Linked DNA regions of Homo sapiens: region 2 is linked to region 1. The links are chromatin loops, found by intact Hi-C in ENCODE. Cell type or tissue: HCT116. All regions are shown on one strand. Each heading gives the region's core, and the rest is flanking DNA. Links, peaks and the distances in the headings are about the cores only. Region 1 overlaps ALK (ALK receptor tyrosine kinase). Region 2 overlaps ALK (ALK receptor tyrosine kinase).

Region 1 (16,007 bases), core at 5,086-13,085:
AACACCGTTGGAGACTCGCTTTCCTCACACATGTAAGCACATCTGAGTTTTAAGAATCCCACACTCAAACCCAACTGACAGGACCATTGCCTATTAACCAGGATGAAAACAATTTGTCATAATAAATATTTAAACCTTTATTGTATTTTTACAAACTAACTCTGTATATAAATGCTAGAAAACTTGAGACCCTCAGGAAAGAATGGCATAAATGGAAAACTGTTTTCTAACTACAGGTTTCTTCAAGCAGAGGAATATGACAATGAACAGACATACAATGGCCCACAACAGGAGTTTTACTTGTTTGAATCTTTCTTGAGATGGAATATAGAACTTTCCTACATACTGGTCAGAGTTTTCCTCTAGGATTTTTGAAGCTAAAGTTTAGAGGAAAATCTTGAATAATCTTAAATTGCTCTCATAATTCTTTCTGTTACACCTAGCACAGATTCTAAGAAATCATAATCCAAGGCATTTTCTGTCCACTTATTAAGCACTGTCTTTCAACCACAACAATGTTAATACCATCTAACATTACTGAGTAATGTTACTCAGTAATGAGTTGCCAGGCACACTGCAATAAGCCCTTTATATACATGATCTTGGCTAATCCTGACAGCAACCCTCTGAGGTACAGACAGTTATTAGTCTCATTTTACAGGTCAAAGCAGTAAGTCACACTGAGGCAGGTGATAGATCTTTGAGGATTTGAATGCAGGTTGGCCTGACTTCACATTCACAGTTTTAACCATGAAGCCAATTGGAAGTAATACATTCCTAGATCTATAAAATGATGAACATATTCTTGAGGCAGTAGTCTACCCGACAAACAGATTCCATTTTCCTCCCCACCCCTGCCCATAAAAGCAGTTTAATAATAAATAGGAAGATATTATGCTTTAAAGGTATTTCATGTCAGTTGCCTTTCTTCGACACACAATGCAATTAGAGTCTGGGCGGAAATTTGATTGACTGGCCACATGTGCCTTAAAGCATTGGAATAAGCACGGAGGAGGTGAGGTAGAAGGACACTTGATTGGAGAACAACAGTCGTGGATGAATAGGAAGGTGCCCAAAGTAGATCGTGGATATTTCTCCTAGCTTCTGCCAAGCCCATCGTGGAGAAAATAAAAGTTCCTCCTCCTTGCAAAGAAAGAGGAGAGTAAAGAAATAGCTAAAAGGTGACTTTAGTGATTCTCTGGTATTAACAGAGACATCATAGATAAGAAATTTTATTTATTATTTTTTTTCTTACAGGTGATATTAAGCCTAATTACAGGGTCTCTAATTCTAAGCACCAGGGAGTTTTATGGTAGCCTAGGGACTTTTGACATCCAAACTACCATAAATGAGAAGAAAATGTTAAGCTTTTATGGAAAGCAGAGAAGGAAAAGAGAAATGAAATTAAGGTTGGCAATTATTAAGTACCTGAGTGTATTAGGTATTTATAATTTTAATATAATTTTTAAAATATTGTTCTTAAGGGTATCACTAAAATGTTATATAAACCACCAGGTATCAGGAATCTTTCTAGATTAATGCTTTGCTTTCTTAATGAAGAGTTATATTTTCACAGGAAATATATACTAGATTAACCCAGGCTATATTTTGAAATTTTGTTGTCTACGTCTTTGAGGAACTTTGGTATTTACACTGCAAGACTTTTAGCCTAGTTACTTACTGACATCTTTTTTATTCTTGTGGACAAGGCTTATAAACTCCAGCATCACATAAGCCATTGTTCATGAAGATCCATTACTCATCCCTCTCTATATAGATGTATTTAGCTGCGATTTGTATAGCACATGGTGCTTAGGGTTCTTCAAGAAAGGTAGCAATTTAAAAACATATATGTGCAACGTATTCAAATAAAAAAGCAAATTCACAGATCTGTAGATAAAATGACCACGGTGAGACTGTACTAACTGAATCTACACAAACTAAATAAAAATGTAAGTGAATAACACATGTTCATAGTTATATATGCAGCTTTAAGATTTGGGAAAAACTTGGGCATTCATTATGTCATAGATATCGCTCATTTTCATTTGAGAAAATTCCCCATTAATATGCATTATTGAACAAGCGATGATTTGGGCCCCTAGGCTATATCTCATGATGAGGGTGATGCAGATGAAGTAAAACTTTGACAAATGAAAGGAAATCCAGATTTTATCATCACATCAGATTAGAGCTGTAAGCTGTTTCTAAACTCAAAACAGTTCAGATCAATCAGGGGAATCTTGCTGACATGGAGGAGCCTCTGCTTCTGGCTCTACTAATATTTGTGGAACAGTGAGCATGGAAATGGGCTTTAATTCTAGATCCCATCCTGGGACGGGTTGTGCATTCCTGCAGCAGCTGGCAGGGCTGCTGACACAGGACTGGAACAGGAGTTGGAAATCCCAGCTCTGCTACCTACTAGCTGTAGGATCTTAGTGAATTAGTTAACCTCTTTGATTTCATTGCTTGAAATCTCTAAAACTGAAAAAACAGTACCTGCCCTGTGCAATTCAAAAGGCTGTTCATACATCAAATGAAAATGAATGTGAAGGTTTTCTGAAAGCTGTAAATCAGATTTGCACTGAACTTCACAGTTAACCTGGCTTGAGAATAAAGATTAGGTATCACAACGTGGCCCTCAAGGCCCCACACCATTTAATCCCATTCCATGTGTCCTACCTCAGTCTCCTTGCTATCTAGCCACATATCCTCTGCTCTAGTGACCTGAATCAGGTTACCATTTTCTACCATATGACAGCTATGTATTGTGTGTTACTGTATTTCACGTGCACATCTCACACATGTATCATTCGATCATTGTAACTCTTGGAGGCAGAATAGGGATTGCTTCTAAGCAGCACTGAAGGGTAGAAATAAGAAAATTGCACAAATCCCATGCACATAGTAACTGGTGGAGACAGGATGTGGGTCCGGATTCATCTCTTAGGGTTGGGTCATGTAGAAAGTTTCTTCTTCTCTCTCCCCCAGGATAGGTGGTAACTCCCAGAGGGCATGCCTACGTGCTGTCTGGTGCAGAGCTTTGCACAAAGTATGAGTCAATAAAAATGAGTGATACAGAAATAAACTGTGAGATGTGAGTAACAGCCAGGTTTTCCTTGTAGAGTACAGGGTTAGTGGGAATGCAAGTATTATGGAGTGAATTGTGTCCCTCTCCTGCCAAATTCATAAGTTGAAGTCCTAGGCCCCAGTATGATTGTATTTGGAGATAGGGATCTTAAGAGGTAATTAAGGTTACATTTAGTAATCTAGAAGATAAATATGGTTAAATTTAAGAGATAAGATTAAATTAAAGTTATAGTAAATAATATTAAATTTAAATAAATAAGGTTGTAAAAGGTAATTATGGCTGAAGCCCTAATCTGATAGAATTGGTGGCCTTACCTGAAGAGGAAGAGAAAAATCTTTCTCTCTCCCCATTCCCCACCATGTGAAGATGCAGTGAGAAGGCAGCCATCTGCAAGCCAGGAAGAGAGCCCTCAGCGGAAACCCACTGTATTAGTCCATTTTCACGCTGCCAATAAAGACATACCTGAGACTGGGCAATTTACAAAGGAAAGAGGTTTAATGGAGAACTCACTGTTCCACATGGCTGGGGACGCCTCAAAATCATGGTGGAAGGCAAGGAGGAGCAAGTCACATCTTATGTGGATGGTGGCAGGCGAAGAGAGGATGAGAAAGATGCAAAAGCAGAACCCCCTGATAAAACCATCAGATCTCATGAGACTTATTTACTACCATGAGAACAGTATGGGGGAAACTGCTCCCATGATTCAATTAGCTCCCACTGCGCCCCTCCCACAACACCTGGGAATTATGGGAGTACAATTCAAGATGAGATTTGGGTGGGGACACAGGAACAAACCATATCATCCACCACGCTGACACTCTGATCTTGAACTTCTAACCTCTAGAACAGAAATCTCTCTTAGTTACACAACCTCATCTATGGTTGTTATGGAAGCCTGAGCAGACATCTTACACTTTGGGCTGGTGGTGGACTAAGTCCATGATGATCCTCATAGGCTGAATGACCTGATTTCTCATTCCTGGAAATATTTTCTTCATCATAGTCATAACAGTGATCATGTCAAAATAATCTTTAGAACATGCTGAAAAGGCTGCACTCTTGTTCTGAGCTCAGGAGGTGTGGGAGAGATTTACCCATGTCAGCTATTACACATAGATCCCAAAGGAAGTCTCAAGTAAATTTAAAAAACACATTGAACTAGATTAAAATCGAAATTTGTGGGACACAGTTAAGGCAGTGATGAAAAGAAAATTAATAACACCAAATGCTTACATTAGAAAAGAATACAATTCTCAAATCAACAATCTATGCTCCCAATTCAAAAAACTAGAAAAAGAAGAGCACAATAAACTAATAGCAAGCAGAAGATATAATAAATATAGAGAAAAAAATCAATGAAATTGAAAACATAAAGACAATAGACTAATTTAATTAAAACAAAGAGCTAGCTCTTTGAAAAGATCAATACAATTAACATACCTCTAGCTAGAATGACAAAGGAAAAAAAGAGAAAATGCAAATTACCAATATGAGGAAGGAAACAAGGGTTGCTATGGAGCATTCAACCATCAAAAGCGTAATAAGGGAATACTACAAACAATTCTACACGTATACATTTAACAACATAGATAAAATGGGCCAATTCCTTGAAAAACACAAACCACCACAAGTCAACCAATATGAAATAGGTAATTTGAACAGCCCTGTAACTATTCAGATAATAAATTTGCCATTAAAAACTCCCCCAAAAGAAATCTCCAGGACCAGATGGCTTTATTGAAAAATTCCACCAAACATATAAAGAATTAATACCAATTATATACAAATAGAAGAGGTACAATTTCCATTTCATTTATATATATTTTAGAGAAAGAGTCTCACTATGTTGTCCAGGTGTCCTGGCTATTCATGAAAGGATGACTGGTGCACATTTTTTTTTTTCGCTCTGTCACCCAGGCTGGAGTGCAGTGGTGCAATCTCAGCTCACTGCACCCTCTGCCTCCCGGTTCAAGTGATTCTCCTGCCTCACCCTCTCGAATAGCTAGGATTAGTGACACACTGCGGTGCTGGTTTCCAATTCATTTTATGAAGCTAGTATTACTCCAAAACCAAAATCAAACAGAGACAGTACAAAACAAAAGCAAAACTCCAAATCAATATCCCTACTGAATATAGATGCAAACATCTTTAACAAAATATTGCCCAACAGAGTTGAGCAATATAAAAAGAATTATATACCATGATTAACTGGGAGCTATTTCAGGGATGCAAGGCTGGTTCAATATTAAAAAAATCAATCAATATAATGTACCATATTGACAAGCTAAAGAAGATAAATCACATGATAATATCAATTCATGAAGAAAAAGCAATAGATAAATTCAACACTCATTCATGATTAAAACCCAGAAAAGTAGATAGGGAGAGAGGAACTTCTTCAACTTGATAAATCTACAAATTAAACTCTATAGCTAACACTGTATATAATAGTAAAAGACTGACTACTTTCCTTCTGAGATTTAAAGCAAGATGTCCACACTAACGACTGCTATTCAATATAGTACTGGAAGTTATAGTCAGGGCAATAGGGCAAAAATACATAAATAACAAACAAAGAAACAGAAATAAAAGACATATATATCAGAAAGGAATAAATAAAACTGTCCCTATTTTCAGAGGGCATAGTTGTCTGTATAGAAAATATATGATTAATCAAAATACTCCTACAACTAATAAGTGAATTCAGCAAGGCTGCAGGATTCAAGGTCAATATACAAAAATCAATTGTATTTCTCTATACTAGCAATGAACACCCAGGCATCAAAATTAGGAATACAATAACATTTGTAATTACTCAAAAAATAACACTTAGGCTTAAATCTAACAAAACCGGTACAGAATTTGTGTGCTGAAAACTACTAAATGCTGATGATGCAAATCAAAGAAGAGCTACATAAATGGAAAGAATACTAAGTTCATGGATTGGAAGTCTTAATATAGTAAAGTTGTCAATTTCCCCAAAATAGATATATAGGTTTGTAACAGGATGAATAATAACCACCCAAAGATAACAGGTTCTAAACTAAATATTGCCTTATAAGGAAATGTGGTCTTCACAGATATGGTTAAATTAAAGATCTTGACAAGGGGGTATTAACCTAGATGATCCAGGTGAGCCCTACATTCAATCACAAGTGTCCTTACAAGAGAGAGGCAGTTGACAATTGTACAGATATTATGCAGAGATTATGATGTAAAGACAGGCAGAGATTGGAGTGATGTGGCCAAGGGATGTCAGCAGCTACCAGAAGCTGGAAGAGGCAAGGAAAGAATTCTCCCCGAGAGCCTCTTGAGGGAGAATGGCTCTGCTGACACTTTGATTTTTAATTTCTGGCCTTTAGAACTCTGGATAATACATTTCTATTGTTTTATTTTATTTTATTTTTTGAGACAGAGTCTCACTCTGTCCCCCAGGTGTGATCTCGGCTCACTGCAACCTCCGCCTCCCAGGTTCAAGTGATTCTCATGCCTCAGACTCCCGAGTAGCTGGGATTACAAATATGCACCACCATGCCTGGATAATTTTTGTATTTTTTTTTTTTAATTATACTTTAAGTTCTAGGGTACATGTGAGGGTTCTATCATGTTGGCCAGACTGGTCACGAACTCCTGACCTCAAGTAATCCACCCACCTCGACCTCCGAAAGTGCTGGGATTACAGGCATGAGTCACTGTGTCCAGCCACATTTCTATTGTTTTAAATGACCAAGCTTGTGGTCATTTGTTACAGCGGCCACACGAAACTAATACAAGGTTTAGCACAATTCCTATCAGAATCCCAGGAAGATTCTTGTGAAAAAGGAACTAGAATAGCTAAAATACTTCTGAAAAAGAAGAATAAAGTGGGAAGAATTGCTTTACCTGAATTCAAGATACTATATAGCTACAGTAATCAAGACATGTGGTGTTGGGGGAGGAATATACACATAGATCAATGGAATGAAATGAGAACACAGAAACAGACACATACAAATATGCCCATATTCTTGATAAAGGTACAAAAACAGCTCAATAGAGGAAGGATAGGCTTGCAACAAATAATAAATGGTCTTGGAGCAATTGGACATCCAGAGGCCAAAAATAAAGAAAGAAAGAAAAGAAAAGAAAAGAAAAGAAAAGAAAAGAAAAGAAAAGAAAGATAAAGAAAAATGGAGAAGAAACAAATGACCTTAGGTCAGAATTTTTAGTTAATAAAAGCTAACTCAAAATGAATCATGGACTTAAATGTAAGATGTAAAATTATAACACTTTAAAAAAATAGGATAAAATTTTGAGGAAGTAGGGCAACAGAAAGAGTTCTTAGACTTGGCACCAAAAAACACTATCTATAAAAGAAAAATTTGGTAAATTAGATTTCATCAAAATTAAAAACTTTTGCTCTGCAAAAAGATCCTGTTTATAGGATGAAAAGATAAGCTGCAGACTGGGAGAAAATATTTACAAACCACACTTCTGAGAAAAGACTAGTATCTAGAATATTTAAAAACCTCAAAATTCAACAATTAAAAATATTCAAATTAGAAAACAGGCAAAAGATTTAAAGGCACATTGTATCAAAAAGGATAAACAGCTGGAAAATAAGCACACGAAAGATGTTAAATATCATTAACTATTAGGAAAACGCAAATTACAACCACACTGAGCTATCACCTCACATCTGTCAGAATGGCTACAATAAAAAATGACAACACCAAATACTGATAAGGATTCAGAGAAACTACATCACTCCTACATTGCTGATGAGAGTAACATGGTACAGCCACTCTGGAAGACAGTTTGGCAGTTTCTTATAAAAGTAAACATGCCATTACCACAGGACTCAGTGGTTGCTCTCCTGAAAATGTATTCCAGAGAAATGAAGACATGTTCACACAAAAATCTGTACACAAATATTTAGAGCAATTTTATTCATAATGGTCCCAAACTAGAAACCAACATGTTCCTCCATGGATGTATGATTAAACAAACTGTGGTACCTCCATACCATGGAATATCACTCAGCAATAAAAGAAAAAAATTATTCATACGTGTGAAAACTTAGATACATCTCCAGAAAATGTATGGTGAGTAAGAAAAGCCAAGTTCAACAGGTTTTATGCCTTACGACTCCATTTGTATAGCATGTTTAAACTTACAAAAGTGTAGAAATGGAGAAGAGATTAGTAGTTTCCAGGGGTTAAGGAAGTGATGAGAGAGGAGGGAAGTGGATGAGAATATAAAAAAGCAACAGGCGGGTGGATCATTTGAGGTTGGGAGTTCGAGGCCAGCCTGGCCAACATGGTGAAATCCCTTCTCTACTAAAAAATACAAAATTAGCCGGGCGTGGTGGTATAGGCCTGTAATACCAACTACTTGGGAGGCTGAGGTAGGATAACTGCTTGAACCCACGAGGTGGAGGTTGCAGTGAGCCGACATTGCACCGCCGCACTCCAGCCTGGGTGACAGAGCAAGACTCCGTCTCCAAAAAAAAAAAAAGAGGACTCTTTGTGGTGCTGGGAATGTTCTGTACCTTAACTCTGTCAATGTCAATATCATGGTTGTGATATCACACTTATGTTTTCAAGATATTACTGTTAGTGGAAATTGTGTAAAAAGGGAAATGAAATCTATATTATTTTATAACTGTATATGAATCCATAATTCTTTCAACATAATAAGTTTAATTAAAACATATATAGTTGCTATTAAAACTCAAGCTGGTAATTAAACCCGATACAGAATTTTGAAATAAACTTGAAAAAAAAATCAATGTATATGTCAATGAAATAAGCAGAGCTCTAGTGTTCAGATCAGAGCTTTTTAGAGGGCTGTGGAATATGTTCTTCTCTATTGACTCCGTTTTCCCTAAAGCACACCTTAAACTTGAGATACTTGGAGGGCTCTGATAGCCATTTTTGGCATCTCAACAATGGCGGAAAGCGGAGGCAGGAAGCTGGGACACCAGCACCTGCTAACTGCATGACCATGGGGACCTGCAATATAGAAAGGTAATGGTGTCTACCACACCAAGTTATTGTGAAGTCTGTGCCTAGGGGCACAGAACATGACTGTACATCAACACATAGTAACTTTTTGCCAATATAAACCTTCATTGACTAGTATACACCTTCCAAGAGCTCCTCCTACCCTAACAAGGCTGTGGATGAAAGCTCTCCACTCAAGCAATCTTCATTTTGTTTGGGGAGACAAGAATGATGACAGCCAGGACAGCTTCGAGTGTCAGGGAACTTGTTTGTGGCAATGACCACAGGGCAAGGATGATGGAGTAGGGTGGGGGTGGGGGGAGATGGATGCGGATAATGCTGGGGCAGGGGCATGTACACCAAGGATGTGGCTGAATCCTTGCAAGGGTCTCGTCCTTTCTCTTCTGCCTGCCTGTTAGTCCTTTCCCAGCTTCACATGGAACAGCTCCTTATCTCACCCATGGAGTGGCCTGTTTCTTGCCCTACAGTTTCTCTGTTCTAACACCATCTGAAATGGGCTGTAGAGGATCTGCCTATTTGGGATCAGAAGACTGGGACTGAACCACAGCACCCCCTCTCATTAGCTAGTGACCTCTGACAAATCTCTCTCCCTGAGCCATATACATGTTTATACATGTTTTACCCATATACAAAATGCAGAGAATGAGGCTCCTTCACAAATCAGCCTGTGTGAGGGACATGCATGGCATCCCGTGTTCAGTACATGTGGACCACATGGTTGCTCCTGCTCTCTTAGACAAGAAATAAATGCCAGCTTTATTGAAAACAAATAGGGCTTCTACAGCAATACTGGGCACGTAAGGAGAATTAGAAAGTAGCTGAAATTATAGTCTTAGCTAAGAAAACACTCTAATTCTGACCTTATAGTAGAAGACCTCATGCCAGCAGAAATCTAGCTTTCACACAGAATTTCAGGACAGGTTACAGGGCTCATATTTAGCCACTCCCCAGAAAAGGATTCGGATCTTGCATGGAGGTCGGCATCACTCACACTTCTGGGTCACCTGAGGGTAGCTTCGGCAGGAGATCAGGAACAAAACCACCTCCGTAAGCTGTTCCAGAGGGTTCCTCTTCTAGAAACCCTGCTGTGTCCTTGCGTGGTGCACAGACACCCATGTCAGCAGGGCTCCTTCTGTGCACTGCCCCTGCCAGGACCACCCACAGATAGGAACCCTCTGCAAGTTAAACGGAATGTATCTCAGAACCTCATGCATTTCTTTCTTTCATATATCTCCTTGCCACATTCCACTAAGGATTTGAGCAAACTTACAAGACTTTGCACTCTAAAATAAAAAGCTACAAATAATTTAATAAACTGAGACCGGGGAGAATATATTTATAGAATAGGAAATCAAGACTAGGGCAAAGTTACATTGCCAGGTGTGCGAGCTATAGGCTTCTACAGTTACAAAAATTGAGCAGAGAATGTGACTCTGAGCTTTCTGGCAGTCAAAGCTAAGAGAGAAAAACATGGTTCACGAATTCAGTGAACATAAGGCAAACACTCAGCAGTTTTTCAAGGAAGCAAAGGTCTTCCTGACATTTAAATCTACAAGAGACATTTCTTAGGTGTGTCTTTACATAGGGAACAGGGAGTGCTGTCGTGAACAGCATCTTCGACAACATCCTATGAAAGTTCAGGTCCAGGGTTTGCATGATTTCATCCACATATCCTCCCAGAGTAACAATGCCACCACAGTTCTAGGAAACCTAGATCAAATGTGCTGGGTCTTGACGTTCAACTTAGGGATAAAACATATTTTAATCACTTAAACTTTTTTAAACATATGGTGGAGGGGTAGGGGAGATGCAACTACAGAAGAAGAAGCTCAGCACCTAATGCTGCGAATTAGACAGAGGGAGGTCCAGTGCCTCCAGTTCCCCCTTCTGTCTCCATGATTCTCTATTGCAATTTCAGTACCTGGTGGATTCTCAAACATTCATCTCCTCAGTAAGTAACTATTAAGCATTTACTATGTGCCGGGTGATACAGTTTGTATATTTGTCCCCAGTTAAATCTCACATTGAACAGTAATCGCCAATGTTGGAGGTGGGGCTTGGTGGGGAAGGGACTGGATCATGGGGGTGGAATTCTCATGAGTGGTTTGGCACCGGTCCCATGGCACTGTCCGCATGAGGGTGAGTGAGTTCTCATGAGCTCTGGTTGTTTAAAAGTGTGTGACACCTACTTCCTACGATCTGTCTCTTGCTTCTGCTCTGGCCAAGTGATGTGCCTGCTTCCCCTCTGCCTTCTGCCATGATTGTAAGTTTCCTGAGGAAAGAAGCTGAGCAGGCGCCACATTCTGTACATGCCTATACATGAGAAGCTGGACAGGCCACATTCCTGTACAGCCTGCAGAACCGTGAGCCATTAAACCTCTTTTCTTATAAATTATCCAGTCTTAGGTATTTCTTTAGAACAATGTGAAGATGGCCTAATATACCAGGTATGTGTTGAACAATATGGAGTTAGTCTCGAAAGGACAGTTATGTCCTTTTGGGGCTTACTATTAGTGGGGGAAGAAATACATTAAGCAAGTAATTACTGGTGTAGACACCGCTACCAATGGTGAAGTGCCAGGATTATGGAAGGGGTCCATATGGGGTGTTGAATTAGTCAGGTAGTGAAGGAGAAATAGACATTTAAGCTGAAATCTTAAGGATAAGAACTAAACAGCTAGGGAAAGAGTATTATGAATAGAAAGAAGAGCATGTACAAATCCCCTAAGTCAGAGAGGTGTTAGAATATTCCAGAAACTGGAGATGTCGGGACATTCCAGAAGCTGAAAACAGTATAGTGCTTGGCGGGGGCAGTGATGGTGAGGGGAAGAAGAGGAACAGCTCCCAGTGGGGCTGCTGAAGGAAGTGGCACACTTCATTAAGGGCCTGGAAAGCTTTGCCAAGGATTTGTGTTTTATCCTAAAATAAATAGGCAGATATTGGCAGGTTTCAAGCAAGGGAATTTTAATGCCAGTTCACAGTTCTGATGATCACTAGCTGCTGTGTGAAAAAAAAGGATAGGAAGGTGACAAGAGTGGAGTCAGGGAGGCCACAGTCTTTCAAGGATTAGGTTTTCTGAGCAGGAGGTGGGGGCGGCAAGAGTCTTGAATGAACAGTAGGTCAGTACCAGAAAAGAAAAGATGACCACAGCGCGTGATTCTGAAAAAACAATCCAATTGCCTGCAAGTGAACCACCGCAAGTCCAGTACATTGTGAGTTGGATCTGCTGAACAGCCCCTGGGAAAAACAGGGGCCCTGAGACAGACACTAATAACAATGCAAAGTCATTCATGCTTTTATTGTTCAATTATAATGAGTCCACTCATCTTGGTAATAATAATAATGATGTGTTTGAATAACATAATTGCTTAATAGCCATTCCTTACCACCACCACCACCACCCCCTACTATTAGCACAAAACTAAAATAACTTAGAGTATTTGTCATTCTAAAAGAGGCAGAAAAAATTGCTTTTCTCTGCTAGTAGCTTTTAAGAAATAAATTATATAGATGATCTAGTTATTTCTGTGGCTTTAAAGGGGAACCTTCACTTAGGGCAGCAAAATGTATAAGGGTTATCCTTTCAGGAAAGCCCCTTTCATATAAACAGAAACTTTTCTTCATGGAATTCAATTAGTCTCTGGGCCTCAGTTTTGCTATCCCTAATGGGGGATCAGACTAATTTGTGGTTTCCAAACCCAGGTATACATAAGAATGAGCTAGGAAACTTATCAAAAATTCACCTCTTTGGGCTCCATCCATGATTCTTTGTATGTGGAGCCTGAGAATTTGTATTTTGAACCACTTGCTTGGATGACCTCTCAAGTTCCTTCTGTCTTCAAAAGTCTAGGACACTGCTTTGCAGTGTGGTCCACCTGGGAGCTTGTCAGACATATAGACTCTCAGCCCCACCCCAGAACTGCTGAAGTAGAATTTACTCTTTCAACAAGAGTCCTGGAAGATTTGGAGGAACATTAAAATTTGAGAAGTTCTAGTCTAGGACTCTACCTTTCAAATATGCACCTTATTTCCTATAGTTCAGGAAAACTTGGCCATTGGAGAAGAAACCAACTTTCTAGCAGAAGCAAAGCAACTCAGTGGCTGAGCTTTGAATGCAATTCGGTTGTCCTTTATCAGCAAGGACAGAATGCCTCTCTCACAGCCATAAATAAGCTCAGAGAAAAGAAGCCGAATCAGCAAAGGTAAATCAAGTCCTGAATTGTGCTGGCTCATGCATATATTGAGAGACAAACAAAAAAGGAAGCACTAAAATCTCCTGCATATTTCTTTAAAATATATAAATAGTAGATAATCAGAGGTTGACTTCAAATCTGGGTCGGCATAAATTTCTTCTCAGGGGCATTAAATATCCTCCTCTCTTTCAGCTTCCTTTTTCACTGGGTCCTTCTCATCCTGAGCTGTGTTCTGCAGTTTCTCTCCTGTCTCAGACTCAACTCTCACCTATTCAGCTCTTCTTTAAAAAAAGAAAAACAGGCAAATCAAAATAAGCAACAACAACAAAAAACCTGTTATAATTTCTTCCATTAGTACTACATGGATAAATCCCAATCTCTTTCCATATTTACTTCTCTACTTGAATTTAAACTCAGTTTGCCTACTGTCTTCAGGAATTGTTTCAGTAACTATCATTTAGTCATTTATTCCACCAACTTTTATTTAGCACCTACATAGTTTGGTACCCCAAGTATCATACTATGTGAGATTAAATCCAACCTGCCTCTTTCCTCTGGGAGCTCAGAGTTTATTAGAGATTTAAAATTTAGGAATAATAATAACACCTAATAGAAAGTAAGAAGTGAAGATTTAAAAGAGACAGAGATAAAATGGTATGGGGGAAAGCCAAAGAGATAAAATGGTATGGGGGAAAGCCAAAGAAGATAATCTTTTTGGCTGGGGAAAAATAATAATGGTTTCTTGGGGGTCATGGTGGGTTTGAAATATGCATTGAAAAGTTAAAATGATATGGGCAGGTATTAAAGTTTCCAGGGCTGGTACTGGGAAGCAAGATACATCACCAGGAAAGGGAATGGCATCTGCAAAGGCAAACTGGTTACCACATATAGTGTGTGGACATCTGAACATAACAAAGTTGACTTGAGTGGCCCCTGCATGAAGACAAGTAATTCAAAAAATATGTTGGAAAGATTGTGGAGAGTTTTTAATTTTAGTCTAAGAAATTTGATCTTTATTCTAAAGCAATAGGAGCAACCAATAACTTTCTAAATAGAGGAGTGACAAAGCCAAGCCTGAGTCTTTGGAGGAAAATGCTGGCTAAGAGAATTGGACACTGAAAACCTAGAGGATGGGCATTGCAAAAGGCTTGGTGGAGGGCAATGAGGACCTGAGCCAGGAGCGGGTGAACAGTGGGGAGGCCATTTATAACTGTGGCTCTGTCTTATAACTTAGACCCTCTTTCCTGAGCTGGCTCAGATCAATCAGGTTAGGGAGGGGAGGAAATGGGCATACTATAACAATCGAAATCTAGTAGTTTCCCAACAGGTGATGGAGAGGATGTGGAGAAACAGGAACACTTTTACACTGTTGGTGGGACGGTAAACTAGTTCAACCATTGTGGAAGTCAGTGTGGCAATTCCTCAGGGATCTAGAACTAGGAATACCATTTGACCCAGCCATCCCATTACTGGGTATATACCTGAGGGATTACAAAACATGCTGCTATAAAGACACATGCACACGTATGTTTATTGTGGCACTATTCACAACAGCAAAGACTTGGAACCAACCTAAATGTCCAACAATGATAGACTGGATTAAGAAAATGTGGCACATATACACCATGGAATACTATGCAGCCATAAAAAATGATGAGTTCACGTCCTTTGTAGGGACATGGATGAAGCTGGAAACCATCATTCTCAGCAAACTATCGCAAGGACAAAAAACCAAACACCGCATATTCTCACTCATAGGTGGGAATTGAACAATGAGAACACATGGACACAGGAAGGGGAACATCACACACTGGGGCCTGTTGCGGGGTGGGGGGAGGGGGGAGGGATAGCTTTAGGAGATATACCTAAAGTTAAATGATGAGTTAATGGGTACAGCACACCAACATGGCACATGTTTACATATGTAACAAACCTGCACGTTGTGCACATGTACCCTAAAACTTAAAGTATATTTAAAAAAAAAAAGGAAAGAAATCTAGTAGTTTCCTGCTATCCTTCAGTATTTTTCACCTAGAGCTGCTTCTAGCTTTCCCTGTGGTTTCAGAAACACAGAGAGATTACAGTCATGTCTGTGTGTCTTTGCAAGAGCAGAATAAAGCCTATATATCTTTTCAAATTAAGGTTTTTTTTTCCCCCCACTCTCCAGGGAAAGCAGCAACTTCTCCATTCATGTAGGAATCAAATTGCTAGCCATTATGCTTGCTGATCATTTATAGAAGTTTATACCCCTAGCAACCAGATATGCTCAGTTTGTCTCCGACACAGATGGAAGACCTTAAAAAAAAACAAAAAGCTCAACCTTTACTAGAAACAAATTTCTAAAAGTACGTATTAAAAAGGTAAGTTTTAAAAACAATTCATGCATGGATCATTCCTTAAATAGAAATTTCAAGTAGTTTCAGAAAATCAGAATTAATTATAATGATCCTGACTTGCTTGGTTCATTCCCCTAGGAATATCTCATAAATATTCAGTGTGTTTAGATTTCACTGGCTCTGGGTGCAAGGACTCCAGGCCAAGCACCCAATGTCAATTCTCCATAGGGTCCTCCAGGTCCCACAGTCTTGGAGGCCTTGGAGATGTCCCAAAGCCAAGACTGCCCAGAAAGATCCAGGTCCAATCCTTGAGCCTAGTAAACTAAAAATAAGAGCCTTTACTTTCTCCTCTTTTCTTCTCTTTTGTAATATTTTTGCTACC
Region 2 (16,007 bases), core at 5,102-13,101, 200 kb after region 1:
TAGCACTCATTATTATACAGTGAGTGCAAGACATTATTTGTGAGCATCTGTCTGGGTTAATGGCCAATATCTCCTGAATAGGCGAACCATTTTCACTGCATGCTTAATTCTGAAAATGTTAGAAAAGTAGGGATTTCACAGTGTTCTCCAACTGGGTATGGTCTTATCGTTCAAAGATCTCAGTATACTGAATACGATTTATGAAGAACCTCTAGCAACAGGAAAGGAATCTTGAGTACAGGTGAGTCTTCACCATGACACTGGGAGATGAGGTTCCCTGTATGCATTGTCATCTCGTGGAAATGGACAAACAAGAAACAGTAATAAAGGGCATCTCAACATCATGGAGAAACTGGGTTGAAATTCAGGATGTCCAGACACCAATTCCACATGACTTTGGACTAATGAGAAGAAAAGCAGAGGGTGGAGAACCCAGAAAGCAGATATATGGAGCAAGCAGGTGGCAGTTTCCAAAAGCTGGGTGTGGGGTCCCATCACATAGGTCGCCGGCAGGAGGTCTCATGAGCAGAGAAGCAGAGGCAGAGCCTGATGTGTCAGAACTAGGGAACTGAGGTGAATTGAAGAGGAAGGGGTAGATCTTTCAAAGGGGCAAACCGATGCACAACAACCAAGAAGCCCAAAATTTGTTATCTTTGGGGGAAGAGGGATATGTAGGGTGCACATGAGAGTGAGTGTGTGTGCACACTAGGGCTACACGAATGCCCTACATTTCTGTCATGCCTCTTCTCACTATGTATGTGGGTATTTTGCCCAGAGATCTAAAGCTTCTGAACATAGCTACTTCGAGGCAATAGCGAAGCTAAAGCCCTTGCTTCTTCAGCACATTGGGCAAACCACGGACCATTGTACCTGCTTCTGAATACTCATCCATCCACCCATTTATCCATCCAGCCTACAAATACTTAGGGAACACCTACCATGTGCCAGGCTCTGAGTGAGGCACTGCCCATCTTCATGGGTCTCAAAGTCTAGTGGGCATGAATCAAGTAAGAATAGAAATAAATGTTCAATTTTCACTTCACCATGAGAGCATGTAAAGAAACTGCAGGTAGTTGGGAAATCAGGAGAAGCTTGCTTCCTGAGAAGGCGGCAGTTGAGCTGGGCTCTAAAGTATGTGTAGGGATTGACAGGGCAAAGAGAAGTAGGGAGAGGGCTTTCAACAGAGGCAGGGGCATGGAAAGAAAGAGAGCCCAGTGTGGGTGGGTGCACAGCCCAGAGAGCACTTGAGGTAGGGAAGTGGAGTCACACTACAGAATACAGAGAGGGCTGTCAGGGGACAAGACCTCCGGACTCCGGCCACATAGAGCCCTCATGCCTGGAAGGAAAGTGAGCATCAGGCCCTTCTTCTCCTCTCCTCTGTTGGAATCTCTCCAGGTATCAGATTGAAAGAACGATGAAAAGGCATCCCTGCTCTGCATCCCTGTGTCTCTATTTTCCTCCACCACCCCTCACGGCACCTGTGCAAGGAGCAAGTCCACATCAATAATGCAGCAGCCTCCAGGCAGCAGCCTCCGGGCTTGGCCCTGAACCTGTAAGACACTGAACAAAATAGGAAATCTGCCTGTTTTCAGGTCCATCTTTGGACACGATCATCTCTCATGCTCTACAGTGTGAATTTTCACTAGTTGGGTTGAAGCACTCATTTATTTTCCGTATCCTGAGCTTTCTAAAAAAGATGGAAGCAAACATTAGGAAGAAATCCAACAGCAAGAATCCTTCAGTGCCCAGAATAATCACTGCCTTTTATGGAGCACTTACCAGGTGCCAGGCACTGGGCACATGCTTCACAGGCATTGTTTCATTTCATCTTGACTATATTGCATGTTCCAGGCATTTTAGCTCCCATTTTACAAATGAGAAAACTGAGGCTCACAGATGTAGAATTTACTCAAGGTGACACCGTTCATAGGTGGTAGATTCAGGATTGGAGCCCAGGTCTACCCTGTATCTCCTTGAAAGCATCTCAAGCATGCAGCATCTCCTTTCTTGAAAAATTACAAACATATCTCACCACATCCAGCTCTAGACAGTTTTGATGCCATTGTCCTTGGAAGCTTAATTACATGATTACTCGAGATCTCTTATAGACTTTGACATTACCAATATCAACTGCACTCCTCAGCCCAACCCAGCCCTCATTATCTCAAGCCAGGGAGCACAGTTTAATTCTGCAAAATCAATAGGACACATGGTTGGGCAGAAAAAATGGGGTATACGAAAGCACTTTGTAAACTGCAAAGGTATATAAAATATTATTAAACTCATCCTAAGACATAAGTCAGGAGTATGAGACTCTAAAATGTTAGTTAAATTAATATGACCAGCAAGGCCACACATCTGGTAAGGTCAAAACCACTAACTTCTCAGCCAATGATGTTTGGGGAAAATATGAGACTGCTTCTTTCTGCCTGAGAGCTCTAATCACACAGTATGTTTATTGTCTACATGGTACTCACCCAATTAGAAAAAAAGTGAAAAATTCAGCTGATTTTGCCAGGTTTTGTGGGCTTGACACAATGCCAAGTAGCAGTAGCCAGTCTCATCAATTTTCTCAACTGATTTGACATGTTATTTTGGTATATGAGTTGACAGAGCTGGAGGCAGAAAATTCTAGGGGAAGTACCAACTCTAAACAATTAGGACAATGTCAGTATGTGGAAAGTAAGTAGGGTGGGAGTGAACAGTAAAGATTTTTCAAAGTTCTTAGTGAAGTTTGCTTAGACATCAGCTATAATGCCAATATAATAGACATTTTATCAGCTTAAAAATCAAGATGAAAAACTGAGATTGCAATAGGAAATACTTTGTCTAGAAATGGCAACAAGCCAAAAGGGTGCGAGTATAGAGAGGGGAGATCACAAAAATAGGAGGAAAAGAAAATGAGGGGTATGATTCTGTACTCCCCTAATTGGCAGTTGGTCCCAAACCACTTTACTGTGGTGACCTGAGAAGTCTTTCCACATTAGTCACACCAAAACACAGAAAGACCAGAGTTTCCTGATCTGCCTTCAGCACTAACAGTACCATCAATTGCAGCAAAAGAATCACACACCTTCACTTCAAATCATGGCAGGCAAAATTCCATTTGCTTTACCTTTCAAAAGAGCACAAAGGCAGTGTAACTCATTCAGAGCTCATGGTAAAGAAAACTGCCCCATTAGACAAGCTCGCAGAGCCTTGCAATCTAAGCCAAATAAAAAGGCAGCAGTCATTCAGGCGGGGCTGGTGAGTGGGTAAATCAAGTGGTGACAAAGAAACAAGCAATTTTGACCCATGTCTTTTTGTGCAGCAAAAGGCTGAGTATCCTGCTAGCAGCTAGCAAATAATAAGTAGCAAGAGTTGAAGGCAAATTTTGATGCTCTTTTTTTCATTCTAAGCTGATTTAGAGGCTGAGAAAGTAGCAGAGAATGTAAACGTTTTGGGGTAAAATTCAGTGGCCATATTATAGGGATATATTGACAGTTAAGACCTAATAACATAAGGGGGGAAAGGTATTTCCATCTGAGAGTACTGAAACCACCAGCATTTCTACCCTCAAATAACATTGCTGTGCATTTCTTCCATGCCATTCTTACAAGAGACAAGAAACGATGTGTCTTCCCATTGTACAGAACTGAAAATGAAGTTATGGAGTGTTTTCTTTCTCCCCTGGGATCACAGTAGTATACCATGCTGGTGCTTCATCCAGATGTTCGTGTATCTCCTTCTACAGATTCCCCATTCACCACTCTCCCTTCCCCAACCCAGACTGTATGTGGATATAAGAAAGTCCATGATATGGTTTGCCTGTGTCCCCACTCAAATCTCATCTTGAATGGTAGCTCGCATAATTCCCATGAGTTATGGGAGGGACCTGATGGGACACAATTGAATCATGTGGGTGGTATCCCCCATATTGTTCTCATGGTAGTCAATAAGTCTCACAAGATCTGATGGTTTTATAGGGGGAAACCCCCTTTGCCTGGCTCTCGTTCTTACTTGTCTGCCTCCATGTAAGACAAGCCTCACCTTCCGCCATGATTGTGAGGCCTCCCCAGCCATGCGGAACTGTGAGTCCATTAAACCTCTTTTTCTTTACAAATCACCCAGTCTTGGGTATGTCTTTATCGGCAGTGTGAAAATGGACTAATATAGTCCAACTCACTTGCCTTGAGTTGAGACATCACCGAGGCACAACTTCCATTCCATAGCTCCCCTGTAGATCATGCTGCAGCATGACAAATGAGGGGGTTTTGCCTGAGATCATTCCATAACTCAGCTTCTTCCCTTCCCCATCCTGCTTCCTGCACTTCCTTAGCAATGTTCCCAGGGAGCACTTCTTTTAATAAGTCCCTTGTATACTAATTCTCACTTCAGGGTCTGCTTCTGGGGAACCAACCTAGACAATCAAAATAGCAAATTTTATCAAAGTTATCTGTATCACTCAGGTTAGGCTAAATTACATTATGAAAATATACAAACCTCAAAAATTGCAGTGGTTGGACATAATAGAGAACTACCTCTTGCTCATACTACCCGGCCATTGAAAGTAGAGAGGGGCTCTCTGCTAACATTAGTCACTTAGAGACCCAGGCTGACCGAGTCACCATTTTGAACACTGCTAGTCACCATGAAAAAAATAGAGATTGGAATGCTCGTGTCAGCAATAAGTGTTCACTCAGAACTGACATATACCACTTCTGCTCACAACTCCCTAGCCAGAGCTAATTTTGTGGCCCCATCCAACTAGAAGAGAGTTTGTCCTGCTAAGTATAAGTAAGTGTAATATCACCTTAAGCCAGAATAAGGAAGAACTTCACTAATGGCTACTGCAGCAAATCAGAGCTTAGACCCCTAATCTGTTACCTCCTTGTGAAACATGCTTTGGTTTTCATGAATATCAATTTAGCTCCAAAATCTATTTACTTTCTACTAGAGATTACATGGTTGGTTGGAGAAACCAGGAGCTGAAAAATGTCACTGTTATTCCAGCTTAATATGGAGCTCTTAGGTAATCCATGGTCAATGCTACAGTTCCTCCATATGCAAAATGAACTGACAGCATTACTTTATGTGTTCTTTCACTTTGGTCAAGATAAAATAACTGGTACAGAGCTATGTGTCCTAGTGCAAACATTTTTGAAACTAAAAAATATTCATATTAAATAACTGCTTTCAAACACTGGACAGCAGGCAGTAAAGGACTGTAATCCCTGATCCCACTGTGAACACAGACATCCCCCTCAACTTTTGATAGAGAGGTATTATGAACTAGAAGTTGTCCTCTGTTGTTTTAAACCACTGATATTTTGAGAGTTGTATGTTTCACAGTATAACTTAGCCTATCCGGAATTATACAGATAATTTTCTGTAGGGAAACAGATAAGGTAAGGCATGGAATTGACCTCATTTTCTATCTGGAGGCACTTGTTGGAGAGTGACATCACAAAAGAAGGCCAAAACATGGTCTTGCTGAGGCCAGGGAAGAGATATTGGGATTTGGAGCTACTGAGGTGCCTGGAATTTGTAGGATATGGCACCAGAAAGAAGGGAGCAGTGCAAACAATGAGATCTACATATGTGCATAGGTATTCCCTTGAGTCTTTGGCTGAATACTGTGCTGCACATGTGCAGTATAAGACTTCACAGAGCCAGGAAAATATCTACTAGAGAAAGAAAAATTACCAAAGATAATTGCTCCCATAACTGCAAGATACTGTACCCCAATCTACTGGAGATGGCACAAGACTGTGGAGAATCCTCGATAAATTCATAGAAGCCCCAGAAAGTCCATGCTTAGGAGTAGACCTAAACTAGCCCTAGGTTAAAGACTACTTTAGATCATCTCTTTAAAAGCTTAAAAGCAAGCTTCAAAAGGACTAAACTGATTCACAAGTAAATTGCCTGCCAGAACAAAATTCAACTATTTATTAAGGAAGACAATACAACCAAGGCAGTCAATAATGTAACACCAATAATGTCTAGCATACAATCAAAAATTACCAGATAGGCAAAGAAGAAAGAAAATGTGACTCATTTCCAGAAGAAAAGCCAGTCAATAGAAACAAATCAGAACTGATAGAGAAGAATTGATTAGCATTCATTTAAATGACTTTAAAATAGGTATTGTAAGTTGTTCATATATTTAAGGGAAAATATGAATTTAATAAAGAAACAAAGAAACAATTACAATGGAGAAATGGTAAGCAAAAAAATTTTAAAAAGAATCCATCTGCAATTCTAGAACAGAGAAATACAATATCTAAAATGAAAAGTTCACTGGATGGGCTTAACAACAGAGGACACTGCAGAAGAAAAGATTAGTGAACTTGAAGAGCAGTCATAGGAACTATCAAAACTAAAGAGTAGAAAAATGTTAAAAAGGAAAAAAAGGAGCAGAGCCACAGTGATCTATGGAAAAATATTAAGCAGTGTAGCATACATGTAATTGGCCTAAATAAAAGTGAGACAAAAAGTTGGGTCAGAAAAATTATTTTTGAAAATAGTGTTGATTATTTTCCCCAAATTTGATGAAAAATACAAATCTACAGATCTAAGAAGCTCAATGAAACCCACACATGATAAATACAATGATGGCTCTACCAGGGCACATCATAATCAAATTGTTAAAAACTAATGATAGAAAGATAAAAGATTTGTATAAAAATGTTTATAGCAACTCTATTCATAATAGCTACAAACTGGAAATAATCCAGATGTCCATCAACAGGAGAATGCACAAACTAATGGAATAACCATACAATAGAATACTATAAATAAAAAGGAACAAACCACTGATCGAGTCAACAATGTGTATGTATCTTTCAGATATTATGATAAGTGGAAGAAGCCAGACATGCAAAAGTACATCTGTGCCATTTCACATATATGAAGTTCTAGAACAGACAAAAGGAACCTGTGGGTGAAAAATGAATAACAGTGTTTGCCTCTGTAGAGGAGATTACTGGCAAGGGGCATGAGGAACCTTTCTGTGATGATAGAAATATTATATATCTCAATAGGGAAGAGGGTTATGCAGGTGCATGCAGTTGTCAAAACTCATCCTACTGGACACAAAAGATAAGTGTTTTCATGGTATATAAATTATTTAAATTATTTTTGAATAAAAATGTTTAAAAGTTATTTAAAAGGCACAACCCAACAGCTTATGTATAATATACTTTAATGTTTTAAGTAGATACTGGCATCACTTTTACCACCCAAAATGACTTCCCTATATGCTTTCTGATGCCTAAAGTTACACTGATAATTATTTATATATTCTGAAGTTCTAGGCCTGGTAGTCTGCAAAGGGCTCTTAAATTGGTCCCATTGAAAACCATTTCCACCTTAGTGCAAATTAGTTTATCTGTTTCTTTTCTAAGAATGTGTTTTTGAGGAGATGGCTGGGTCAAATTCCATGGGGGTCACAGGAGATAGATTTTCTTGCGTGTTCTAATCTCCCTTCAATAAACAAATATTATTTATATAATAAGAAAGATGAGTAAGTTTTTTTAAGTACCTAGAGATGCCGGATGACTGGCAGAGGGGAGGACCCAGTGAGAGAGAAAACTGGTAGAAGAATGAGTGGCTGAGAATTCCAGGAAACAAATCTCATCATCTTCAAGATTTCACATAACTGCCTTCCAATTCAGACCAGCAAAGCATTAGGATAATTGCGGCAATTTTCTACACAGGGAGACATGGCAAGGTATCTTTATGGAAATTTCAGAGTCAGGATGAATACATTAAGTGATCACAACACAAGCTTTTTGTTCATGACAAAATGGTTGTCTCGCCATTCCCAGCCCTTGGCACATTCTCTCTTGCTTCCCTCCTTTGTTTGTGTCCCTTCTTCTGCGTTCTCTGGAATGACCTTTTCTTTATCTCTGCCAATAGAAAATTCTCTTATCCTTAAATGGTCCAGGGTCATTCCCCACAAAGCCTTTGCTGAGTGCTCCCTTCTCTGGATTTCTGTGGCTCTTGGTGTCTCTTCTGTGAGATATATTATGACTTGGTGTTGTGTCGCTCTGTAATAATGATAATGATATAATAATAATTGTGAGTTTACTACACACTACTCATAGTGCTGAGCACTTTACACACATCAGCTCATTTAATCCTTACAGTCATGCTCCAAGGTAGGCAGCATTAACACAATTCATAGAGGAGGAAACTCAGGTTTAGAGAAGCCAAATTATTTGCTCAAGACAAAGCTAGTCTACTTAGCAAATCTGAGATTACAGTGCAAAGCTGTCTAAATCTATAGCTTTTATTCTTAACTGCTACGTTATACCGCCTCCTTGACATATATGTCTCATATATCCTAAAACAAACAAAAACAAACCCAGAAATCTATCTCTTTCTTTTAAGTCACTTACTATGTGACAGGCAGAGTATTCAGTGTGCCTTGAGGGAAGGGGCAATATCTTGTACATCTTTGTATTGCCTCCTGCATTTAACGTGGTATCTGGCAAATAGGTACATGTCCTACAAATGCTTGGAGAGATAAAGAGATAGATAATCCCACTGCAAGACTCTAGTTCTTTCCACAGTTCCAAAATGTGGATTCCTAGAACTTCAAGCAACTGAAATGAAAGAATAAATGGATAAAGACAAAGCTCAGTTCCCACTTCAGTCTAGTAACAGTTAGTAATTCAAACATATTCTCAATATTGTCTATAAATCATCTGGTTTTGCTTAGTTTCTTGAATTCCTTTCTGTTCTAAAATCTATGAATCTAATTCCTTTCCCTTTGCATCTCAGAAATCTTTCTATGTCTCTTTTCAAATGTGTTTTCTGTTGAAAGATTACAAAGAAAAACTATGGCTGCAGTATGGCTATATGAGATCTTGAATTCGGGAAAGAAAGAATTTCAGACTTTCACACATACTGTGTCACTAAAATTTGAAACATTAAGTTATTGCATCTATTAATAACTGAACATTTACATGGCACATTGTAGTATGCAAAATACTTCTATTGCATTATCTTATCTGACCTTCACACTTTGGAGTAGACAAGGCAATTTGGATTATCCCAATTTTACAGATTTAAGAAAACTGAGACTTGGTGAAGTGATTTGCTATTAAATAAAGTCAAGATTTCAATCTAAGTCTTTTAGATACGGCTACTGTTATCTTTTCACCCTCACTATACTGTCTTAACTCAATGGCCATCAAACACTGCAGTCACCGCTCCAAGTATTACTCTAAGAATCATTTTGTTAGCCTTGTGTTAGGGGATAGGATTAACTCTTCTCCCTTTGAATAAATCATATTCGGCCAGATTTTTCTGAATGTGGTTTCTATCAGTTATAGTAACAGAAGATTTTACCTTAAAAGGTCTTAAAAAGCCAAACTCCCACTACCCTAACATTACCCCCATCATTTAAAAAAAAGACAAAATAATGCCTAGAGATATTAAGCAATTTTTTCCAAGATAACATAGTGAACAGAATCAAGTCTTGAACATATCCAACATGCAAGTGTTTTATAAAGCTCTATCATCAGCTAATTCTAGAAGAGATACTTCCGGTCAAGACACTGGCTTGTGTTCAGAAAGAAACTTAAAGCTAATCTAATCCAAGTTTCCTTAATGCAGCAACTGCTTCTATTGCATTCATGGCAGGTGCTCTTCCATTTGCACCTTTATCATATGAATACAGTCTTATCAGTTTGTATGTTAGAGAAGGATAATAACCAGTACTGCCATTACAGTTGAACATCTTGATGTCTTCCACCAAATTTTGCTCAGTGTTCTTGGGAGCCCTCTATTGGCCTTCTGGGTAATAGCAGGCAGCCTCTGCTGGGGGCTGCGCTCCGTGAGTCCTGGGGAGTTACAATGAACAAGAGCCTTAGTGCTGTCTGAAACACAAAGGGGAGTGAAGAAATCTGTTTGCCAAATTGAAACGGGCAGAATTGACAATGAAATAAACTTCCATTTCTTCATCTTCCAAAAATACCCATCGAAACTAGTTTATCCAAAAACAAAACTCTCTGTTCTGAATCAAGGCCTTATCTGACCCTTCTTCATGGAAAACTTAGCCAATAACTGTTCCTTGACCCTTATGCCTTTGACCTACCTCATCCTCCACTCTTACCCCAGCCATGGTACACAGTGTAATGACGTATAGGCTATGCAGGTCCCTCCTGAAAACTAACGTTCCCTTCTCCTTTCCTTCCTCCATCCTCCTCTTCACTCCTCTTTTCTACCTTCTTCCTCTCCTTCCTTCTCTCCCTCCCTCTTTTTCTCCATCCTCCCCCCTCCTTCCTTCCCTCCTTCTCTTTTTTCAAACCAATTTTCATCAGAAGCTAGAAAGTTGACTTTGAAGGAGAGCCTGCCTTAAGAAGCCTGTAGTGTGATAGGTTAAATATGGCAGATACATCTATGACCATCCTAAAAAAGAAAAAATATATATTATATCTATGAAAGACCCGAGGAGAGGTTCTGGCTAGATTCTCATGGTTGCAACGAACAGATATTTGTTTGAGTGACTTCAAGTAACAAGGGATTTATTGGAAGGAATACAAGAAAAGCCCCACCGTCACACTTCAGAAAAAGCAAGAACTGGACGAAGAATCTGAATCTGGGGGTGTTCTTGGGCTGTACTGACCATCATTCTCAGGCTTTACCAGGGCACACAGCTATATCCCACATGTCTGTTCTTCTTCCCACTTGACAATGAACTTTCTCACCAACTACCCCACACAGTTACCACTTCACTCTCCAAGGATAAACACTCAAGTTCCCAGGTTAGTTATGGTTAAGGGGCAGTGAAGACTCTGGACAGTTCTCAATTTAGTGACAGCTGATTACCTCCAGGACCCATAGCATGGACCACAGGCTGGGACTGGACCACATGGAGATGGAGGATAGTAAGAAAGGACTGAGCAGGCAGGGCTCATTTCTATCAGAGCAGCTTTGTCATGTGCCTGCATTGGACTGTGTAGACCTAACAACAGTAGTGTGTACTGAGCTCCTGGGGCTGCGCAAACATCCATTCCAGCACCTGGTTCCACCAACATTCCTCTCTTGCAGGTGGGGAAATGAGTTGCAGGTGGGAAACTATAGGCTTCCCATCTTCCTCGGATGTTTCTGTGGCAGGATACTGAAAGGAAGTGGAGGTTGGAGCAAATGCTCTAGCATAAAGGACAGAGGAAATGAGAACAGGGAATGCCCACAGCTTCTCATCCTTGTGAGGTGAGGTTCTCCCCACTGTATGAAGTCCCCAGAACGCAGCTGGACCAAATGGCAGGGGCAGAGTGAGCAGGTAAGGGTGATTGGGTAAGAAAAATATTGGGGCTTGAGACTTCAGTAATACCAATATTAGGTTGTGTTCATGGAGAGGAGGGGAATATCAATGGGGATGAGGGGAAAAGACCCACCAGCTAGAAGGGGTCTCGGTGCCCCACTACCATGCAGAGTCAATTTCAACTATGAATCAGAATTATTGGTAGTGAAATTTTGCCCTACTTTACACCTACTCCCACATACGGGGCACACATATACACATAAAATTTCCTCCAAGAGTTGTGTGTGTGGTGTGTGTGTATGGTGTGCGTGTGTGTCACATTCTCTACTTAGGTTGCGAGGGTACCTGTGCAACTGCTGGAAGAAAAGAAGGAAGGAGGAAGAAAAGAAGAAAGGGAGGCAGGAATGATGGCAGGAATTATGAAAGGACAGAAATGTAAATGTGATCATATGGATGGCTGCTGATGGATATGGTTATCATATACTCCTGCAGCCTGAGGGTGGGCAGAGTGATGTCCAAGTTCTGCCTGACGCTGAATTCATTGAAGGGGATTTCTATTGTAGAACCCTGGCCAACAGCTTTGCAAAGACCAAAGTGGTCATTGATTTACTTAAAGGACAAAACCTCCCATAATTTGTCAGTAAAATGGATGCAAGCAAAAAATTGTCACTTTTCAAAACCAGAAGTTAACAGAACAAAATCTCTGGGACCATGGAATGGGTTGCTTTGATATATAGGGAGCATTCATAATCAATGATCATACTCTCACCCTACGCGAAGTTACTACTGAGCACTTACTGTATGCTGAGCACATTATTAGGCACCAAAGATCCAGCACCTGCCCTCATGAAACTTGCTGTCTAGTGGGGGAAGCCAGGCCTTAATTAATTAATCTCAAAAACAGAGGTAAATTTCAACTGTGACATACGCTTTTGAAAGAAACGTCTACAGTGCTATGAGAATACAGGATGGATAATCTGACATATAGGACTTGGTAAAGGGCATAGAATGGATGATCTGTTGTATAAGTTCTGGAAAAGGAGGTGAAGGAAATTTCCTTGAGGAAGTCACCCCGGAACTGCTATCTGAAGGATAAGAAGGAGTTGTCTGGACAACAAAGGAAAAAAGACATTTTAGGGAAAGAAAACAACGCATGCATATGCCTTGTGGAAAGCAGGGGTGGGTAAGAGCAAGAACTCTCAGAGGTGCTGTTGCGTGGCTAGACCAGCAGCAGATGGGGGCAGAGAGAATGAGCAGTGCCCCCCGGGGCCAGTGGGGAGCAGGTGCAGATCATGTACCTCGTGTGCCATTTTAGGGAATATTTTACCTTATCCTAAGAGCAAGGTGAGACAATGAACAACAGGATTTAAATAGGTATTCAAGGAACAGTTATTAACCATATCACACATAAGGGGTACCAAGGACATAAAAAGGCCTGTAAACCTCTGATATAGTAGGTGAAATGTTACTTGAATCTCCATTTGTGCTTTTTCTCTGGGGTTAGGTCCATAGCTGTTATTAGATTCCCAAAGGAGTTCACAATCTTCTGAAGGTTAGAACCATTGTCCTGGTTCTTAGGGGAGGAGACTGGAGACTGGATGATTTCTTACTACGTCACTTCCATTTCTACGATTCATGAGCCGAAAACCAACCCAGATCCATCCAAGTGACTGACAAACTAAGGTTTACTGTCATCAGCAGGGAAATTAGAGCCAAAAGTTTAAAAGTATGTGTTTGATGTTGCTAGCAGCAGAGATGAGCTGAGAATGCAATCACCTTCACCCTGATAACCCCCCTGCACACACACACACACACACACACACACACAGAGGCACACACACACAGTACACACACTGCTCATCCTACAGAAAGGCTCCTCACAGGCTGTGGACCTCAACTCTTTGAGAAGCTTATCACTGGGGGTTCCGGGGCTGTCGTCTAAGGCCCAAGAGCATTTTCATAACCAACCCAGTCTCAGCCCAGTCCCAGGGGGTTATGGATGTGAGTTTACTCATTTCCTGTCTCCAGGCACTCCCTTGTCCTGCTAGCAAAATGAAAATAAAGCAAGTGGATCAGGGCTAACATAGGCACAGTTGACACTCAATGATTTGAGTCACTGGAGGGGATCATCACCATGAATTATCACGGGCACAAGTGCTGAATCACAGATGCTACTGATCCCTCAGGCTCACACAAACCCTGGCTTCTTCTTCAACAGTGATTCCCAAAGGGTGTTCCCTGGCACTTTAATTCTGGGGGATGTTAATAGGGACTCTGTAAATAAATAAGGTTTCACGGTTAAGTAAGCTTGGGACATGTTGGATTACAAAAGGTGAGACAGGTGTCTTTGCTGCAAGGCTTCCTCAACCTTTAACGACATTTTTTTTTTTGAGACAGAGTTTTGCTCGTGTCACCCATGCTGGAGTGCAATGGCACTATCTCAGCTCACTGCAACCTCCACCCCCCAGGTTCAAGCGATTCTCCTGCCTCAGCCTCCCAAGTAGCTGGGAGTACGGGCATGTGCCATCATGACCGGCCAATTTTGTATTTTTAGTAGAGACAGGATTTCACCATGTTGGCCAGGCTGGTTTCAAACTCCTGACCTCAGGTGATCCACCTGCCTCAGCCTCCAAAAGTACTAGGATGACAGGTGTGAGCCACTGTGCCCGGACACATTTTTTAACCTTGGAGAATAAAATCTAGTTTACCATTTCCCCAAACTTTTGGAAGACTCCCAGAAACCTTTGGTTGAGGAGCACCTCTTGGGTGCTGGTGCTCCAAGACAGATTCTGGGAACTGTGACTCTCCACAGCACTCTTAAAAAGTGTCTGTGCTCCAGTTCATGCCAGGGTTCTCTGTAGCACAATGCACAACTTTATTTCCCATCCAAGGTTCATACTAAATCCTGCCTCATGAAGGAAGCCTTTTCCAGTGGTCTGGTCTATATCATATAGTGCTATAGTGTGGCCCATACATCTGGCCCATGGTTATAAAAAAGAAATCTGGTTTTGGGCTTGGGAGTGTGATGTTCTGTGATCAGCAGGCTCTCATAATCTGGCCCTGCCAATCTCTCTGATCTCACCTGGAATTGGCCTCTCCCAGGCCAGTTACCCTGAACTCCTGTCTGTTTCTTGAACACACCACGCTGGTTCTAGGATCTGGTTCTAGGATCTGGCCCTTGGCACTTGCCCCCCCACCTGACCGCATAGCCAGTTCACGCTGACTGGCTCCTTTATTAACCACTGGAACTCAACAGCACCCCTCCCCAAATTTCCTACTGTCCTAGAACCCCGTTTTATTTTCTTCACAATACTCATCACTATATAAAATTGCCTTGTCCATTTATTTACACACTTATTGTCTGTCTTCCTTTCAAGAATATTAGCTCCATGAGAACAAGACCTTGTCTAGGATGATCCTTGTCTAGAGCCTGGCACGCAGCAGGCATGTAAACATTTCTTGAGTGAATGAATGCTCTCAATGAGTTCTTGCTTATAACTTTTATAAAGCAGAGGAGTCTACTTGGTGGTAGAGACTCTGGTCAGTGCTGTACCAAAGTCCACCTCCTCCCCCGGGCATTGAAAGATTTTTCAAACTGCAAGAAAGCAATACCATCCTCCTCCAGAGATTGTCAAAAGTCTGGCAACTTCCTTACTGGATAACTGCTAAGTAGCACTACTATTATCATATTAGCCACACTTGTTGAGTGTTTACCATGTGCCAGGATCTATGTGAAGCCTTTTACATACATCTTTTGATGCTCACCAGAGATTCTATGAGATAGGTTCTATTATTATTCCCATTTTACAGCAGAGAAAACACAGCTCAGAACAGTCAGGTTATTTGGCCCGCACCTATAAGCAGATCTGTCTGACTCCAGAACTAGAATCTTGCTGAGCTATAGAATTTGTAAACACACGTAAAAAGGAGCTTGTAAAGTAAAAAATGGCCCTGCCACAGTTGCCATCACCCCTGCAGGGAAACGTGAAAGGAGGTCCAGGTGGCCTCCACCAGCAAAAACACAGAGAGGAATCTCACTGTGGGTTGGATGTGGTTTAGGGATTGCCAAGAGAAGCCGTGTTCCCAGGGGCTCCTCCCTTCCCTCCACGATACCTCGGTATTCTCATCTATGAATAGGCAGCCCCTTCTTCTAGAGGTGACCATAATGAGCTGCTCACCACACAGTTGGCAAAAGTACTATCAGGAAAGTCGGGGAATAGGGTGGTGGTAGGGACGTGTTGACCCAGGACCTCTGGACCTGGGCTCCTATCTGCACTGGAGATGAAACTGCCTGAGGCCCAAGGAGTTGAACAAATGCCCCAGGAGCTATGAGATGCCTAGAAACCAACAGGGGATTTTAATAAAAGCAACTTGCTGATCAGGTACATACTTAATGTTATAATTACCCCGTGATGACAGCGTTGTGAAGTACAGACAAGCAGGAAGTACTGACCAAGCAATTTTAAAAGGTTGGTCTAATGCTCTTCATTTTTCACTAAAGCCTAAATTGAGTTTGTGCTTTCAGGGAATAATGAAAAAGACAGAAAGGTGAACATGACAATCTAGTTCCAAGAGCCCTAGATTGAAAAAAGAACGGGAAAATAGGTGGATTTTCCTCTGAAGCCAAAGAATGGCATTCATTCATTCATTCATTCGTTTATAAACTTTATAGAATGGTGTTCCATGACAGGCACTGTGCTCAATGATGAAAACATTGGCAGGGGAAGGGGTAAAAAAAGAGAGAAAGGAGAAG

What was found. Hi-C counts contacts between places; a loop is a spot of excess contacts. Peaks named below come from ENCODE experiments on the same cell type or tissue, not always from the same donor. Only the 100,000 strongest peaks of a DNase experiment are listed, where the experiment ranks them.
Region 2: it touches region 1 in a loop (2.5-fold over the local background); 8 of 110 quality-filtered maps call a loop at or near these places.

Annotation. Positions count from the first base shown.
Region 1 is chr2:29,629,136-29,645,142 of GRCh38, forward strand. The region is part of intron 3 of ALK (ALK receptor tyrosine kinase); the gene reads right to left. Among named protein-coding and RNA genes, the nearest start is that of ALK, 280 kb to the right of the region's middle. In HCT116, for the core only: no CTCF peak of the experiment used is centred there; no DNase peak of the experiment used is centred there; H3K27me3 peaks cover 4,212 bases.
Region 2 is chr2:29,831,808-29,847,814 of GRCh38, forward strand. The region is part of intron 1 of ALK (ALK receptor tyrosine kinase); the gene reads right to left. Among named protein-coding and RNA genes, the nearest start is that of ALK, 82 kb to the right of the region's middle. In HCT116, for the core only: a CTCF peak has its summit at 9,778 (motif pointing left); a DNase peak (open chromatin) is centred at 9,765; H3K27me3 peaks cover 3,585 bases.